Linked DNA regions of Mus musculus: region 1 is linked to region 2. The links are chromatin loops, found by intact Hi-C in ENCODE. Cell type or tissue: heart. All regions are shown on one strand. Each heading gives the region's core, and the rest is flanking DNA. Links, peaks and the distances in the headings are about the cores only.

Region 1 (9,624 bases), core at 519-8,518, 110 kb after region 2:
ACCCTGGACCTTAGGGTTGTAGCTCCTGGACATTGGTGTTGGGACCCTTGACTTAAGGTCTGGTAGCTCCCTGGAACTATTCCAGCAATCAGGGACCACAGTCTCCCACCTTCAACTCTTCCTGGCCTTCTCTATTTTTCTGCGGCCCTTTGACATCTCAGCCTCTCTCTAGAACTCCTCAGTGTCCTCTTCCGATTGCTGTTGCCGCTGTCACTCTCATGACTGTCCCCACTGCCACCATTGCCATCATTGCAGCACTGAGGTCTCCCCTTCATGTGACCAGTTCCACCTCCTCTACTTACAATAAAAATCCAAAGTTGTCAATAAAAAGGCCAGCTGGGAGTCAGTGAAAGGTTCTGGTTGTAGGCAGCACACCCTTCTGCTGATTCAGCATGGCAGGTGCTCCCCAGTGGCCTGAGTGAGAAGAACTGAGGACCAACAAGGTCATCCAGAGATCACGGAGGCTTGTCTTGCAGGAGTGGCCGTGACTGGAACATGTCTGCAGTTACTGAAGTAGCCTAAGAATTGATTAAACAGTATCTAAAATAGCTGGGCCTGCAGGAGGACAGTCAGGCCAGCAGCCAACAAAGGGTGTTTTCTCCCACAGTTCCTTATCCAAAGCTGTCAAATATAAGGAGAAGACCTGTAGGCTGGCCTCTTCTTGACAGTTCTAGTCATTCATATAAAACAAATGTTTTCATGTGGACTTCACGAGAGCTGAAAACAGAACACTTCAACAGCATTCAACAGTACTTGATATAGATCTGGCAATGTTTAAGCGTGCTAGTGGCCCAGAGGGAGGTGAGATTTTTGCAATATTGACCCAACTAACTTCAGAATGGAAAGAAAACAGGGGGCATCCTTGATGCTAACAAGGGCAGAAAGTTAAAGCCTGGCGCTCAGAGGGTTCAGTGAGTTGTCCAAGGTCACCCAGTTGACAAACAGCACAGCAGCTCCTCAGACAACATCTTCTCAACCGAGTCTTCTGCTCTTCACAAGCACTGCGAGCCAAGCTCAAGGACTTCTGACTCTCACAGCCCAGCTCTCCACAGTCCTAAGGACTCTTCTGCTCAGGACTCAAAAGATTAAGACAATCCCTCCCCAACCCCCCCCCCCCAGGAAACTGTGTACAGGCTCCTTAGCCACCACCCTCCCCCCGCCCCCACACCTACCCTACTCCACAGCAGTACATTCAATAGCAACTTGGGAAATCCATGTGCATTATGCAAGTTTATCGCCTCCGGAGTATGTTCTCTGCAACCTGACACATGTATTACGTGGGAAGATGGCCCATTTCCTGTGCAGCATTCCAACTGTGCTGTGTGAGAACAGGACAGGACAGGAGAGGTCCAGTGTGATTCAGGTAAGGAGCGTGGACCAGTTAACAGGTGAGTTAATTGTGGCAGATTCTTACCTCAGATGGATAGCTGCTACTCTCTTCCACCCACAAGAAAGTACATTGTTTAGGACCCTGGCAGCCAGGACAAGTCTTATTCTCTCTGTTTAAAGCAGCAGGAAGCGTTTCTCAGTGTTCCAAATACAACCTTCAGTCTTTGAATACAGGAGGCCGAAGACCTCTTGTCATAGCTCCTCAGTCCCTGATGCCGACGCACACTTCAGTCACACATCACCCGGAGGTTGGCTTCCTGCTGGTGACCCAGAACATGGTGCAGAAGCTCTAGACCTCACAGCAGTTTGTGGGCTCTGGAGTGCCAGGAGCTATTCACCAAACTAGTAGAGTCTGCTAGGGAGCCAGTCCACTGTTTCCAGCTTGATACCTGAGTTGACACAGAAGGTACATGCCGGACTCTACACATGTGATGAACCTATTCTCCAGATGGGAAAACTGGGGACAATGACACTCAAGAAGTTTGTCTTGTCCACCACCCTCCCTACCCATTTCCAATACATTGGACACTCACCAGACACCTGTGGAAGGGACAGGAAATGGACTCCTGGTGGGTTAGCCCTGGAGAGAATGAGGATCAGGGAAGAGAAAAGCAGACATTTGGGGACATCAACACATGAGATGGCCATGTGTTATAGCCCCGGGGACACAGAGATGAAGTATGTAGGAGAATGTGTTTGGTTACAAATGACAGCATCTATCAGAAATCCATTATCTAAGAGTGGGAAACTCAATTAGTTGTTTTGACAGGGCAATCTGAAGTGATTATCTCAGGTACTGCTGGATCCAGGGTCCAAATTATGAATGTCTCTGGGCCTGTTGGTCCTTAGTTTTCCTCTGGTCCTTCACACACACACACATACACACACACACACACACACACACACACACACACACACACACACACACATACTACTACTACTACTGCTGCTGCTGCTGCTGCTACTGGTACTATCCCTACTGGGACAAGATCGGTTTGTTCAACAGGAGGATGGTAACAGATAACCCCAGTCTCACCTTCCATTCCTTGTCCCTTCCCTGGTGGCCACACATGCCCTTCATTGTTCTAGGACAAGCCTCCATTTGGCACTAACGGAGGAGACAGTTTTTCACTTAGACTGTGCCATTTTGATGATCCGGTAGCCAAGTTGGCACTCTGATATTTGCCCTCCTCTAGTAACTTCCAGGGTACAGCTACTTCTGCATCGAGGCCCCTGGGTCCCTTTCTGGGTTTCAGTCTCCCTCCCTGGATCCTCTAAAAAGCAGCACACACATAACCTGGAAAAACATTGCTGGTGGAAAGCTGGGGCAGCTCAAGATGGCAGGAGCTATGATTAGGACAGCCCGATAGCGGAAAAAGCCGAGTTATGCTGCCAAGCTCCGCCATAAGATCCTAAATGCAAAAGAATTGGTCTCCATGATAAGATTTTGAGCAAAATGGAAATATCGGAGATGGTTTACTGTGCCGTACGGAAAAATTGACACTGGGATCAGGCCAGCTTAATAGGGCTCCCACTGGAATTCCGGTGCTCTCTAGATGGAAATCGAGCCTGTTAGATAACGCTGATTAAAATGCTTCCAATCAGAGTGTCTTTGGGGTTACAGTGTCCACAGAAGCAAAGGAGCTGGGTCAAAATGTGGCAGTTGATGACCAAGGGAGGAGGCAGGAGGTATAGAAGCTGCAGTGGGGTGGAATGGTGCCCTAAGAGGAAGAGGGGGTGACTCACAAAACACCTGGGGCAGAGCGTGGTAAGGCTGGTATGGGCAGACCAGGTTACCCCCCCCCCAGTGTGCTCCTGCTGAGGCCACACTAGGATATGTTATTCCCACCGATGGCCCCCAGGGCATTCTTGTGGGGAGGGGGCTCCATGTCCATCACAATGCCAAGTAAGACCAGCAAGGAAAAAGCCAACCAAAAGCTACTTTTCTTTCCAAATGCCATTTATTATTTTTGTCTTTCTAACCACAAAAAACAAAAACAAACAACAACAAAAAAAATGTGGTGCAAGACAGAATACAAAAAAAAGAAAACAGAAAAAACCACCAGCACCAAGGACTCTACCTTTAACTGGAGCCTGTGTCCCACGTGGTGCTGAAGGAGGCTCAAAACAAGAAGGCCAAGAGCAGATGGAACAAGGTGCCAGCCAAGGCAGGATGTACCAGGTCCTGATGCCTGGGTGGGCCTCAGCATATTCCCAATGCTCTGGGCTACAATTCCTACTATGATATGAGGCCAATACAGCACCCGCAGCATCGCCTGCAGCTAAGCCACCTGGGGCTGGGTTTGTCTGACACATAGAGGTCACCCACAGTCTCCACCACAGGGTCTCCATCACAACCTCACAGGGCAGACCTGAGCTGAAAATTCCTTCCCCAGCCGTGTTTAATGTCTCCCAAGCAAGGTCAGGACTCGCTACTGCCTTTTATGCATGAAGACCGAGGACACAAGGTGTCTGTTCCTTAACGACGATTCCACAGCTGGAAAGCAATGGAACCACAGTGCACACTCACTGTTTGCAGTTTGGGTTTGTTTTCTCTGCTTATCACCTTCAGAAAGAGGGGACAGAGTGGAAGATGGGGAAGGTAAAGAAAGAAGAGACACGGGTGAGGGTAGACAAGTCCAAGGCTGGAAACACTAACAGTCTCTCTTGCAGAGCCCTCAGAGTCAGCAACAGCAACACCCATTCCAGTAAATTCTCACTTTCAAATCCAGTGGCAAGCAAGGTGAGTCATCTTTGGCCAAGAAAATCTCTCTATTAAAAGAAAGAGAGAGAGGAGAGAGAGAGAGAGAAAGAGAGAGAGAGAGAGAGAGAGAGAGAGAGAGAGAGAGAGAGAGAGAGGGAAGGAAGGAAGGAAGGAAGGAAGGAAGGAAGGAAGGAAGGAAGGAAGGAAGGAAGGAAGGAAGGAAGGAAGGAAGAAAAACCTCGTGGGCATGACATGAGTTCAGTCCCTGAGACCCATGGAGCAGAAGGAAAGGGCCAGCTCTTCCAAAAGATCTCCGTTCCCATGCACAGGCTAGATATATAAAAATGTACTGCCCATGTGTATGTATGCACATCAGGTATATGCAGTGCCTCCAGAGGCCTGAAGAAGGTGCCACATTCCCTGGACCTGAAATTATAGAAGGTTGCCATGTGGGTACTGGGAACTGAACCCAGGTCCTCTGCAGGAATGGCAAGTGTTCCAAACCATTGTCCCATGACCCTAGTTCCCTAAAAATGTAATTTAAAAAGTTTTAAAGACTTGTTTTTCTTTTGTGTTTCCAGGTCAGAGTCCCTGAATGAATAGAAAAGGAATTCTTTTTAAGTGTCATTGTTAAGTTACAAGCTGACAGTGGAAAACCAGCAACCACACCCAGACTTCCAGGAGTACTACGGAAGATGAAATGACCCTGGGCCTTCCCAGCTCTCCCCTCTACGCTACTCAGAGACTTGTCTTGCCAACCCAGGAAGCTTGCTCCTCAGCCTTTAAGAAGATAAACAAAAACAGCTGCTATTTTTGAAGGGGTATTTTTGTCAAACAATCTCTGGTTTCCTTCAGGAATTTCAGCCACATAGTCCCCTCAGTGGTGCGGTTTCCGGAGCTGACACACATCCGATTGGGCAATTGGTGTGGTTACTTCTGTCTGTCCATTCCCTCAAAGTTTCTGTTCCTGGGAGGGATAGCCAGGCCAAGCAGTGAGCAGCAACTCCAACCCCTCCTCCATCCCTGAGTCCATCAGTGTCACTCAGCCCTTGCCTCTATCAGAGGATGTGGGGGACATCAGAGACACAAGAGCCTGATGTGGAGGTTCACACCTCTAATGCCAGCACCCAGGAAATGGAGGCAGATCAATCAAGACCTATGGTCAGCCTAGGCTTAGGAGACCTCGTCTCAAAAAACCCCAGAACAAACAAACAGGATTCGGGGAAGCGGGGCTCACCTCTCCAGAGCTCAGTGTAAGGAATACTCTATGGCTGAGTGTCTATGATACACCATTGGGAAGGTGGTTCATGCTTTCAATCCTAGCACTTGAGAGGCAAAGGCAAGAGGATCATTGCAGCTAGTCTGGTCTACAGAGTGAGTACTAGGCCAGCTGTGTGTGTATGTGTGTGTGTGTGTGTGTGTGTGTGTGTCTGTGTGTGTGTGTGTGTGTGTGTGTGTGTGTGTGTACAAGATGTGCAGGGTCACCAGCATAGCAGTATGTCCTTCCAACAACCTACCTGGGTTGCAGGCCCAGAGACTTCAACCACTCACAGCTCAGGTCAGAGACCTAAGCCCAAGTTCAGGGTGCCCAGAAAAGCAAAGATTAGTAGGTCTCCTCTGTGTGGGTCCAAGAAAAAGTCTTCTAAGAGTCAGGGTACCTTCAGGAGGCATTGATGAGCATTTGGGCGACTCCCCTGGAACACCACTAGAAAGGCCTCAAAGGTATCACCTCTCTATTGCTGGACTCCCTGATTGATCCTCACCTTGCATCAATGTTAAGATTCCCCTACACTCATCCTGACAGGCAAGCCATGCCTGACACTTCTCTTAGAAACCCAGCAACAGGGTTACATGTTAATAGAGCTTCGCAACAACTAATGTGTGTTGCAGATTTAAGGGAAACACCGTTCTAAGCTAAAAAGCAGAGTCAAGATTCAGAGCCAGGGGGCCTGTTATCTGTGCCTGGACTCAGGTTTCAGGTCAGCCTGGTATAGATACTCAGGCTGGATACTATATCTGAAGGGGTGTCATTCAAGTTGTCAATATCACGTTAGATATACAGGTGGGAAGATGTTCTGGGTGTCTGGGAGGACTTGGGAGGGTCTGGAGAGAACACCTTTCCCATCAGCCCTCAAGAACACAGATGTCCATGAAATTTCACCACAATTGGTCAGAGAATTAGGGAATCCAGTGGGGGTTGTTGTTTGTTTGCTTGTTTTAATGTTCTTTCTTTTTTCTTTTCTTTTATTTCTTCTACCTACTAATTCACCTTTGTTTCCAATGCTTTAAGTCCTCCACCAACACATGCATGTTCATGTATATACATTCCATGCACATACATGTATATGCACATGTTACACCCATACTTACCTTACCACCTGTCTCCCTAAATCAGCTGAACGAGAGTATTCTTCACACATCATTCCAGAGATCAGTCACCTTTGGCCATGGTGTGGTGAACTCAACCCATACCCCAGAAATGAGGTCCTACTGAGTGCTGCTGGCCTATCTTCCGGGCTTCTTCACAAAGTAGAGAGCTGTTGAGCATTGACCTTGGCCAGCAGAGAGTGTCAGGGAATTAGTCACAGCTCTGCTCTTTCCACGCTGCACGGGGCACCTCAGTCCTCGTCTCTGTCTGTGATGCACTCAAAGCAGTGAAGTATTTTAATGATTCAGCATCATGTGGCCTGGCTCACATGGATCTAACGCAGCATGAAGATAGATGGCAGCTGGTCCCTTCTCTGTCGCCACCCCCAGACTCTGTAGTTGGCTCATCCAGAAACTAAATGTATGCCCCTCAAGACAGGGAGCAGAAAATGTGTCCCCCAGAGCAACTTCCTGCCTGAGCACGGCCTCCTCCTGATGTCCCTACGAGCTGTGGACAGTCCCTGGACTTCAGCCTCACACATGTGTTGCTTATTTGAAGAGGACAGACTGCCTAAGGGTCAGATGCCACTAGAAGCACAGCGTGTCCCCAGAATTCACATGTCACTTGTACTCTTTCTTGGGCTATCGGCTCATCTGTGTACAGAAGACATTTAATTGGTTCTGAAAAGCGCAGCACCCACAGCTACAGGCCCCACATTAGAAAATGGGGTGAGACCCTGCACCTCCACCCTACTGTCTTTTTTAGCATTTCCCCCCTAAAATCAAATTAGTGGTGTATGGAAATGAACTGAGAAAATTCATTACATTAATTTATCTAATTTTGGAGGCAGACTTGAAATAAACAGCACCTTGGTCTCTCACACTTAGCCCTCCCAGGGTATTGATTTCTGAGTCACATTAGCCTCGTGCAAGGACCTTTTTATAGCCCAAAGGGCTGCGATAGCCAGCTTCCTCATGAATATAAATGTCCTGCTTAGAGGCCCAGAGACATCACTCTCCAAGGTCATTTCAAGGAGTGGCAGGCACAGCAGGCTGCCCGAAGTTCACCCAGGAATCCACAGGCCAGGCATGCAGGAGCTCCATGCAGAGCCCATCGATCCTAATGAGATCGATGCCATGAACCACAAGTAGCCCCACAGAGGAAGAGGTGGGACTGGGTCACTTCAGGTTCCTGTCAGCCTTTACAATAATAGCTTGTGGAATTAAGAGTCTGTCACCTTAGCGTACACCCCCATGACTGATACAAGCCGTAACAAGGCTAAACTTACCACAGGAGGAAACCCATTGGCCTAGTAATAGTTTTTGCTATCTTATGCTTCACGGTGGACCAGAGGGCCATCTTCAGAATGACATATTTCTGACAGATGGGATGGATCAATGGTTAGAAGCACTTGCTGCCAAGTCTGATGACCTGTGATCCGTTCCCAGGCTTCACATGGCGGAGGAAGGGAAGCCACTCCTTCAGGTTGTCTTCTGACCTCTGTGTACATCCACCATGGGGTGTACCCATGACAGAAGACAGAGAGAAAGAGAACAAATAATACATGAATGTCATTTTTATTTTAATTAAAGGAGGAGGAGGAGAAAGAGGACCCACTTGCCCAGCAAGACTCCCTGTTTGACCCAGTGCTGGGCTTGTACCGGCTGTTTTAGAGAACTTGCTAAATATACTGGAGGATGTTACCAAGGCTGCAAACCTTGTACTCAGGGTCTGGAGAGATGGCTCAGTGATGAAGAGCACTGACTGCTCTTCCAGAGGTCCTGAGTTCAAATCCCAGCAACCACATGGTGGCTTACAACCATCTGTAGTAGGATCTGACGCCCTCTTCTGGTGTGTCTGAAGACAGCTACTGTGTGTGTGTGTGTGTGTGTGTGTGTGTGTGTGTGTGTAATAAATATAATACATTTTTAAAAGAAAGAGAGAAGTACTTAAACGTGGCAGTTGACTGGATGGATCACCACTTATCCACTCCTGCTCTGTCCCACATTCATTCAGGGCACTGTACATGACTTGCTCTGGTCAATGGGATTTAGGCAGAAGCATGGGTGGGGGTGAGGTTGAGGGTCCTAGCTCTCAGTATAGGTCTTAAAAGTCAAGTCTTGTTTCTACTCACCCCTTGGGAAGCTCCTACCTCTGCCTTGAGAAAAGCATGCCCCAGTCAGCCACTATTTCTGGGTCCTAGATCAAAACTAACCCACCACCTTATCCCAGTGCCTGGCCTGCACTGTCATTACCTGCAGAGGCCATTTGGATACTGAAGTTGTATTGCACTAAGGCTGGGACATCTGGGGAAATGGCAAATGTGGCTGTGTCCTCAGCCATACCCTTCCTCTAAGGATGCAGCTCAGGGTCCACTACTTGATACACTCATTTTCTTTTTCAGCCATCTGAGCTCCTTCTTACATCCTAGACCTAATGCGCTAAACTCCTTCTGCTTCTCTAGCTCCAACCTGACACTCCGTTGCCCCATGCATACATACAGCATACATAGATAGATAGATAGATAGATAGATAGATAGATAGATAGATAGATAGATAGATGTGTGCATGCATGCATGCATACATACATACATACATACATACATACATACATATAGAATAGGCCCAGTTATAGAACAAAGACTAACAGTGAGGGTGGGAAGCGATGAGACCAGTCACTGGCTGGGCACCCAGAACACATTATCTCCTGAACCTTGGAAAGGCAGGGCTAGAATTTGAACCTGGGTTCTTTTAGATTTATTTATTTTATGTATCCAAACAGGCTGTTGTTGACATACCAGAAGAGGGCATTGGATCCAATTACAGATGAGCCACCATGTGGTTGCTGGGAACTGAATTCAAGACCCTTGGAAGAGCAGCCAGTGCTCTTAAATGCTGGGCCATCTCTCAAGTCCTACCTGGATCCTTTTAAATCCAGGATCCAAGTTCATTTTTGCCTAAGCTTTAAGCTCTGTAGAAGCAAGCCAATTTTACAGCACTTTGGAACCCTTGATCAAGAGAGAAGGTGGTCTCTTCCATCCAGAGCATCACAGAAAGAACAGGTGGAATGGCCGTTTTCATAGATCATAATACTAGCATATCAGCCACTGTGAAGGCTCACCAGAGTCAAGGCTGGCTGAATTAAATCTTGTCTCCTCCATGG
Region 2 (9,624 bases), core at 422-8,421:
GCCCCCGTGCACCTGGCCCGGGGCCACACCTAAAGGGAACGCATAAATACTGTACAGAGCTACTGCATATGACAGAGAGGAGGCTCCCCTTTCCCTGGCATCCTAGCAAATTCTGTAAAGGACAGAAATTGCTTCCCACTTGTCAACCCTGAGACAGACAGACACACACATACACAACCACTTATGATCTGCACAGCCTTCTCCTTCTAGGTCCAGGCCTGTCCCCACTCCAGTTCCGTCATCCTTCCTTGCACATATAAATAACCAAAATCATGGTGGGGGTTCCATTGCCCTTCCCCGGACCACTGAAAGAGGCAAAAGGATAGAAACATCTGTGGGACTTGCCTAGCGCAGGGCTAGCTGTGAATGTATAGGGACGCAGCTAATGACAGCTATTATCAAAAACAGCCTTGCTGCTCAGTTCTCGTATTTTAGAAAAACAGTCCCTATTGGCCCACATCGGCACAAGCCCTTTTCTTCCTAGATATTAGGCTGGATAAGCTAAGCATGCACCCGCCACCTCCATGTTCACCTCGGGATGTAGAGAGCCAGATCTTCATGTGTATCATTAGGTCCTAGTGTTTCAGAGGAGAAGCAGTCTCAGGGACCATGCTAGACCCCAATACTTGAGGACTGTGTAAGTTGAAACACCCTGTCTGTACAGTCAACAAGCTAAGAACAAACATGATCTCTTTATTCCCAGCTGGAGGACCAAACTGCCCTTCGAAGTAACTCAATATCTACAGTACCTGAGCCCCCTTACAGCCCAGAAAGAGACGAAGGTTGTTTATTCCCATTGAGTCAACAGTCGCTTCTAAACCCCACACCACTGAGGACACATCTCCTGAGTGACTGCTCAGATGACTGACACCCCCACACCAGCTACAACTCTTGAAAAACATCTCCTCTCTCACACAAATGGTCTTCAAACAATGTCTCTACAAATAGGGGCCAGCTGAAGCTCCAGGAGGAGGAACAGGCGCAAAGTGACAGCTGCCAACTCCAAGGGCTGTCTTTATCTGGGACTTTGTAAGAGACCCAAGCCAGCATAGTGGCCATAAAGAGCTGCAGCCCAGGCTCCTCTCCACCCCCTCAGCCAACCCCCCTCTTGCACGTGCTTTGCCTCACTCTTGCTCCCAGGCCTGCAACTTAAGGATCATTTGTCTGTCCGACACAGGTATGTCTGTCTGTCCCTCTTAAAAGAGGGCAAGCGCTTTGTCTGTCCTATCCCCAAGGTATCCATCCTTAGGCTCAAGGGTGGAATCTATTTGGTATACAAAAAGTTTTATGTCAAGTCTCACTGTCCATTAAGGTGGTGCATGGGTTAGCTATGGACACATGACACACAGCATGTGGGGGGACCTAGGCAAGCCCAATAGGCCCAGGCATGAGAAGTAGCACAAGTAGCACATTAGTCCTTATCTGTACCAGTGTGGGTCTTCTTTAAGTAGCAGCAAGGGGCCAGACGTGGAGCTTTGAACTGGGGAAGAGCATTCACCACCACCACCACCACCACCACCACCCCACCTCCATCATCCTGAGATTCCAGCCCACGCTTCCATATCTAGGGTTAAGAACTGTGTTGAGATTACAAGAGCCGTGAACAACTGGCTAGAGTTGAACAGAGGTTTTCCTTTGTGTTGCTCACCTGCTAAAGGTGTTTCCCTCCTCTTCCCAGCACACACACACACACACACACACACACACACACACACACACACACACATCTCCAACTTGCTATCTCCAGGTTCAAAGCTCCCCAGCTCCCAGGGCCCAACTTGTTAATCTGAGATTACTCCCCAGCTCCTTCTCAAGGTCTGAATAAGCAGAGTCCCTTTGGCTCTGGTCCCAACCTTTCCATCAAGTGTAGCTTCCTCCTGATGCAAGGATTAATCTCTCGGAAATGTGGAAAGCCAGGCCCCTCTTCAGACACAGGGAGGAAAGGATGAAGATGGAAGAATGGCAGGTAACAACACTGGATCTTTGGCTAGGACAGTGATCCAGGTTCTGCATGCATCAAAAAGCAAATGATAACCAGTCTCCTCGGTGCTGTTTCCCTCAGGAGACCCTGAGATAGCTACCTGGGAGCAAGACCTTGGGAGGAAGCCTGGACCCAGAGCTTCACTTCCTGTTCACCTCTGCCCTAGTAGAGAAACAACAATAGCAAGCCACTTCCCCTCCAAACTCCATCTCTTGAGATGACAAAAAGAAAAAAGGAAAATTATCCTCAGTTTTTCTTTAGTTTGGGGGGAGCGGGGGGGAAGCAAACTTATTGGTCAAAACCAACCCAATTATAAACCATTTTTTATTCCCAAGCTACTTTGAACAAAACCATATGTGTGTGTTTGTGGATCAGTCAACAGATCAACTTTGCAAAACCAGTCAATGTCATATTCTGCAGAAGGGAGTCTTGATTTTGCAATGAGACAGCTGACAGGAAAGATCAGTTGGAGAGCAGGGGAGTTCCAAGGGAGACTTTGGGAGAGCTTCTGTACCTCCCGGTTTCCTCTGCCTCACCTTGAGTAGAGGGGACTACAGATGTTCTCAGATGAACTTTTGGGATGCTCACCCTAACCCAGGAAGTGATCCACACCGTCCAGTCAGGAATTGCAGAAAGTGGATGTTCTGAAGACCCAGTCCTCACTTACAGAGGCACCCCACCGGCCCGAACGAAGTAGCAGTTGATAAAAGAGTAACCAGCTCAGAGTCGCTGGCCACAGGCTGTCACAAGGCTTTCCTGAACTTCATTCCTGGAAACTCCATGCCATTAACTTACTCGCCACAGTGAGAGTCCAGCAGATCTATTAGAAGACTTAGGACAAGGTGCCCCACCCCCACTCCCACCCCCAGGTTCCAACCCGGACAAAGCGCGCTTACTAGAGGTGCCCACGTCCAGCCACCAGTAGCCTAGCAGTAAGCAAACCAGCCCTAGCATTGGGTTGCTCGCTCTAGCGGATCCAGACAGGCAGGCAGGCAGGCAACGTGGACACTCGACCACGGTGGGGCAGTCAAAACGAGGGTGCGCGGGACCTCGGAGTCCTAAACGTGAACACAAATGAGCGCAAGCCGGCCAATCGATTCGCCAGAAGGAGAAAGAAGGCGCTTCCCCTGCTCTCCATTCATTCCCTGCACAGTCTGGCTCCCCTCGCCCTGCCGCCATCCAGGATCCCCCGGGCTCCACATGGGCAAGTGCGCCAAGACCCGCTACCAGACACAACGCCCGCTTCCACTCCATTGGAGCACACAGCCCCACGGACTAGCACGCTATCAACATCCTCAGCGTCGCTCCTCGCGTCCGGGCCCCTGCCTTCTCGGCTTCCACCATCACCACCCGCCACCGCCGCCCCCACGGCTTAGCTCAGAGCTGCCTCGTTCTGCTCTCTGCTCCCCAGCTGGCGGGAGACACAGCTGAGACTCCCTAGTCAGGCCGCTTCGGGGACTAGGGTACAGCGACGATGGGAAAAGCGGCGAGTAAAAAAAGTTGAGACTGATCCCTCGGTTCCTCCCAGGCCTGTCCCCACGGTGTCTCCTCGGGAATCTTGCTCCCACAGACGCTGACGCCTGGGGCTGTTCCCCGAGACCCACACGAGCCTTCCCACCCAGAGCGGCAGTGCGGCTAGAGCCCGGATTCCCGAGGCGGCTCCGATTGGTACCCAGAGACAGTGGCAGATGCCCACGTACCTGCCCCAGGCTACGCCTGGAAACTTCCCCTAAAGTGTGCGGGGGAGGGGCAGTGAACACGACTAGGGGAATCCCGGTCCCCAGCTCTGCCTGTGGAGAGCTCGCTCCAGAAAATCGCCGATCTGTCTATTCATTGGCCTTATATCAGTCGTCCTTCCCTCTCAGTTCCTGGCCGACCCAGGGTCGCGCGAATTCTGACTCCTTGGGGCGGTTCTGCGGGACAGCTAGCCGGTGCGTGCCCCGCGGCGTGCGTCCTCCGCCGGCCTCCAGCTGTCCACAGCGCCACCACGCCAGCACCCGGTCCTCTGTCTTGGAGCTCGGACCACATTCGCTCTGTCTAGGGAGGGGGCGTGTGAGCCCCGGCTCCGCCACCGGTAGTCCTTCCCGCAGGGTCCCCAGGCGTGCTGGGCACCTAGAGCACGGCCAGGACCGCGCAGCGAAAAGGACGCCTCCTACAGGGGACCGTGCCTGTAGCGAGGAGGCCTGACCGAGGGGTGCGGGCCCAAACCTGCCGGAGCTCGGCGCGCTCCAAGTTCATTGTCTGCCTGGGCCGCCGCCGCCTCCGCGTCCGGAGCCTCCGCGCAGGGAGTGAAGCTGCACACAGCCCTGGCGGTCCGGACTCCCAGCGCCCATTCCCCGCCAACCTGGGCGAACCCGCAGAGGGGCACCGGGACCCAGAGCCAAACCTCCGCCCGCCGCTACTCGCCACCCCCTGCCCAGTCACCCAGAGCCCAACTTGTACCTGAAAAGCCCAAGACGATCTCGGAAGCCTCTGCAGCTCCGACTCCGCGGGAGCGCGCGCCCAGCCCCGCGCCTAGCACCCCGCACCCAGGGCGCGTCAACCTGACTCCCCGAGCGCTGGGAGGAAAAGTTTGGGAGTGACTTGCAGATGGCGAATGAAACCTCTGAACAGAACCCTCCCCCCGCCCCATGTCGCGCTGACACACATCAGCTCGAGTCTGGAATGCAAGATCAAGGCGTGCGCGCCCTGCTGAGCGGTGGGTTTGGTCCCCGCCCCCTCGCCCAGCAAGTAAATACAGTTTGTGTATTGCGGTGACTCCGACAAGACAAAACCGAAACCTGGTGTGTGTGGCAGTGACCCGGCTACCAGAAACAGTTTTAAGGAACTTGGCAGTCTAGAGACAGCCCATACATTGATATTCAAGGCCACTGACGCGAGTGGTTTCGGCGCCCTCTGTTGTATTTTTGCATTCTACAAAGGCTGCCTAGCTCTTGGGCCCTGTAGGTTTGCTTCTTCTGAGAGGTAAGGTTCTACAGGACCCCGAGTACCACTGCCGCAGTGGCCTACTGGGACTGCTTCAAGGAAAGGCTCCAGTGATCGGCTGTGGGCTGAAGATGAAATCAGTTAACATAAAATATGACACCTTAAACTCTTAAGACTTGTTCGGGACAGCCTTTGGAGCACCAAACCCCAGACTCTGGGGAATAGGATAGAAGCCACAGTCTTGGGTCTGCCCACGTTCCTATGGCCAGAGTCCAGCATCTTCTTTCTTGAAGCAACCGGGAAAATGCTCCCTAACTGTAAAATGCTGGCATATGTGCTAAAGGTGATTCTAGAGAACGGGAGCCCCTTTCAGTCTTGTTTGAGGTTCCCACCTCACCCCCCAAAGTCCTAGAGTTCTGGTTCAGCATCCACGGCGACTGAGTCAGAGGTCACAATCAGAGGGTCACGACTGCAGATAGGAACCCTGGATGACAGGGGAGTTCTTAAAAACCACTGTCTAGCTTCCCAACAAATACTGCCTCTTATATAAAAATCTGCAAAGAAAGATTAATGAAGCAGTGAGACTGCCCTCCCAGTCGGTAGACTGGATTGCTTTTCCCCCCATGTAGACTTGGCTTAGTGATTTGGAGGTCTTTATTATTTTTTTTAAACAAAAACCTTTTTTTTTCTAAAAATACAATGAGCTGGTTTTTGCAGAGTTCACAATTCCCAATAGATAATGATGCCATTTTTCATGGTCTTACACACGTTGTGGCTTTGGGGTTTATTTATTAGCTCCGGAGAAAAGACTGCCTTTCAGTAAGGTTTATATATTCGAGTAATTGCACTGGGACACAGTGCAGGTTGCTGTTTAAGAGGGTGGGTTGTGCAGGCGCCTACAAGCAAAGTCCTGGGCCAGGCAGCTGTCAGACCAGGGCATGCGGCCGGTTTAAGCAAACACAGTGAAGGTTCTTTGGAAACAGCAAGGAGGAAATCCCTTCCTGTAAGAGTGTGTGGAACATGATCCCTGGGCCACACGTATGGGGACTTTCCAATACATGCCCCATTATGGGGATAGCGCTGGGCCCACCCAGATGACTTTCAAATTCAGGTGTCAGAAATCACAGCTGACATGGGAACAAATTGTTTTTAAGTAAAATCCCTGGGCCACTTTGATATGAGTTCCACCAGGACTTTCCAAGGTATTATATATGTTCCTGAGCTTACCTGAAGAAGGGTTTTTTTTTTTTTTTTTAATTTTCCCCCCTCAACATTAACTTCAAAAAATTAGCCTGTTATTCCAAAAAGCTCTGACAACACCCAGTTGCCTCGTGTGAATGAAGACAGGGAGAGAAGAATGGATGGGTAGGTCTGTGAAGACAGCTGGAGCTCAGGCCTTCAGCAATTCCTACGTAAGAGACAAAAGTGGACGGGGGGGGGGGGTGTGCAATAGGGTCCACACCGTTAATTCCAGCACTTTGGAGGCAGAGGCAAGTGGATCTCTGTGAGTGGAGCCTGATCTACAAAGTGAGTTCCAGGACAGCCAAGACTACACACACACAAACAAACAAACAAACAAAACGCCTGAAACAGAGAGAAACAAATACAGAAAGCTTAAGACAATAAGCACACCCATGCCCTCCCCAGACACTCATCCCAGGTTGCCTAGGTTCAGATTCTATCTCCACCACCTACTGAGCACTGCTGAGCAGCTCATGCCATTGAGTTATTGCTCCTAGCTCCTCAGTCTTCCACAGTGGTTACACAAGTACATTTTGTGTCACTATAACAAAATACCTGAAGCTGGGAAGCACTATAAAGAAAAGGGGTTTGCTTACTTCATGTTCCTGGAGGCTCAAGAGTCTATCTGACAGACTCCCAAGGTGGCTCAGTCCATCACACAGCCAGGGGGTGGGGGTGGGGGGAGCACATGTCTCTGTGTGTTCTGGTCTCTCTCTTATAAAGCCACAGGTATCTGATCACAGTACGTCCCACACTTATGACCTTTTTTGATTCTGATTACAGAGCAGAGGCCTCACCTATAGTTGAGTGAAATTTCTACTCTTTAATATCACAATTCGGATTACATTTTACTCTATGCACACTTAGCAGACACACTTCCAAATGCTAACAATGACATACAGCTCCCCAGCCACCACCCCATGGTGTACAGGCTACACCTCTCCACGACTCGACTTTCCACTTGGTTTTTGGGTTGTTTTTTTGTTGTGGTGGTGGTGGTTTTTTGTTTTTGTTTTTGTTTTTTTCTTTTTTTCTTTTTTTGTAATTTGGTTGTTTTGTTTTGTTTGACAATTTTGATATTGAAGAACAACTGAGTCAGAGGTTGCTCTTCCAACTTCTGGCTTGCTCTGTTGTATTTTAGTGGCCCACCTTCTAGAAAGCATATCTTAAAAAGGAGCTTTCTCTTCCAGCAAGGCTCCAGAATGAACACCCATGAAGCAGACCTGAGTTCAGCTTGCACCCTGGAGCCAAGTCACCCCAGCTCCAGATGACTCACACACACCACACACCACACACCACACACACACACACACACACACACACACACACACACACACACACACACGGTAGGGGGAAATGCTAATTTGATGTAAGCTGTTTTGTTGCACAGCATTATTTTGGCAGGAGCTGACTGCTGCATCACAGCAGTGGCAAACATTGGAAACACGCTGAGCATGGAGATGGGAGAGATAACTCAGCAGTTAAGAGTGCTGGCTGTTCTTACAGAGGACCTGGATTTGGTTCTCAGCACCCAGATAATGGCTCACAGCTATCTGTAACAACAATTCCAAGGCATCCCCGTGTCCTCTTCTGGCACAACATTCACACCATGTATGGACATACACAAAGGCAAAATATCCATACATATAAAAAATAAAAATAAATCTAAAAATAGAAAAAATGATAAATGCAATTATCAGGCAACAGGAATCAACATATTAGGTATTATTAATAAATATCATTATTGAAAGTTTTGCATATAGTTGCCACATAATTGATAATGAATTAAATGAGTGACAGTTATAACTTGAATAGAGACTTTCTAAGGGGCAGCACAGGGACCTCAGAGCATTGTAACAAGGACCCCCACCACAGCCCTTACAATCACATCCATTTCATCTGTAAACATCCCCTGAGCACCTACTGTGTGCCACACAATAGGATGAAGAGGGAGTCGTTGAGATAAGGAAGGTCCTAACAGATCTTCAAAGGCCTCATGAGACAAGCAGTACTTTCTCATTCTGCATCCCTAATCCTTTCCAACCATCAACACTGCTCATGCCCACTCTTCCGGCTGGAAGACTGAGGCTCAGAAATCATGCATGCAGAAGCAGACTTAAAGTCATTCCCTGTACCATAAACGTATACTGATGCCAATGACGTACCTCACTCATGCCAAGGCTTAGTAAACACAAGGCCCAGATCCTGCCTCTGCCTGAAAAGGGCGTGGCCCAGGGACCCTAGATATCATGGCCTGGGCTCTTGGATTTGGCAGCCCTGGCTTCAGATTGCTGCAACGACCTGCCTCCCACCCTGTGACTTTGACAAATTTAGACTTCTCAGTAACCCGAAGTGCATTTCAATTTTATAAATTTAGAAATCCTCTGGTTGGGCGGATCCCTCCCGCAGGAATGCATCCATTAAGCGCACTTTAAACCAATTTCGGTATGCTAATCCATCACAAATCGACGTGAAATTTGGGTTCTTGTGAAAATTTCCTACACTCGATCCAAGCCTTCTACAGGATTTAAGATAGTAAGAGGTTCCCTAAAGCAGCAGACTTGACTTGGAATTGAACATTCAGGGAAGAAAGGCCAGAGCTCGTCTTCACCAAACATTCATACTTGCATGAAAGCTGTCTGTTCTATGGGGTGGAGGGGAGGGCAGTTTACTGATTCAAAAACAAACAACAACAAAAAACAGATTGTTGAGATCTCAGGCTCTTTTAGTCTCTCCTGTTACTGCATTCCCAGCCCAGAGCTCAGAATCTGGTGCCGCAGACACACCCTCTAGGTGCTTGGCAAATGGCTCTATTGGAGTCACCTGCTTGATTGTCTGCCAGCCTTTGCCTCCAGTGATTACTCTTGCTTCCTAAAAATCAGATCCTCTCCCCACCAGTGGAACTTGAGGATGCTACAAGTACAAACAGAGCCCCAGGAAAGCCAAATGAGGCTGAGAGCATGGTCTGGGAAGCCAGGGGAGAGCACGTGCCAGATAATTGGCAGCATAAAGAACCCAAGGGTGATAAAAGAGATGTAATGTCACTGTTATCACCACCCAGGACTCTGGTTGCTACTGGTTGTTGAAGGACAGTGCCTATTAACTAGATGTTTTTAGCTGCATAATAGACAGTTTGCCAATAAGATCAAGTTTACAGCCAGGAGCATTTCACTTACTAGCCTCTGCCATAAGAACTACAACCCACACCCAACAACAGGAACAAGATGTAAATTGCAAGTATCATCACTTGCCCTAAATGTGAAATATCTGTACTCTCTAAATAAATTTCTTTTTCCTGGTTGCAGGCTTAATGCAGTCCAAAGGATGCTTGGGAGGATAATGGAACGGCACCCACAGGCAGGTGCCGGGAGCTGACTGTGATGCGTACCTCTCCCCTGCCTCTCCTTGCTGTGGATCCAACTCCCACAACCCCAGTTCTATGATGCTATCAAGTGCACCTGCCTGGATGCCTTCAG

What was found. Hi-C counts contacts between places; a loop is a spot of excess contacts. Peaks named below come from ENCODE experiments on the same cell type or tissue, not always from the same donor. Only the 100,000 strongest peaks of a DNase experiment are listed, where the experiment ranks them.
Region 1: it touches region 2 in a loop (2.0-fold over the local background); 4 of 42 quality-filtered maps call a loop at or near these places.

What each region holds. Positions count from the first base shown.
Region 1 is chr7:132,418,812-132,428,435 of GRCm38, forward strand. No RefSeq gene overlaps it. Among named protein-coding and RNA genes, the nearest start is that of Gm39101, 18 kb to the left of the region's middle. In heart, for the core only: CTCF peaks have their summits at 4,489 and 4,688; a DNase peak (open chromatin) is centred at 4,950; H3K27ac peaks cover 835 bases.
Region 2 is chr7:132,312,624-132,322,247 of GRCm38, forward strand. Chst15 (carbohydrate sulfotransferase 15) reads right to left here and starts at 4,605. Exons shown (of 8, transcript NM_029935.6): 1 at 4,424-4,605. It overlaps Gm10584 (predicted gene 10584), which reads left to right and starts at 3,041. Exons shown (of 1, transcript NR_028578.1): 1 at 3,041-5,668. In heart, for the core only: CTCF peaks have their summits at 3,004, 4,141 and 4,869 (motif pointing left); DNase peaks (open chromatin) are centred at 3,128, 4,148 and 4,588; H3K4me3 peaks cover 2,707 bases; H3K27ac peaks cover 2,660 bases; H3K27me3 peaks cover 618 bases.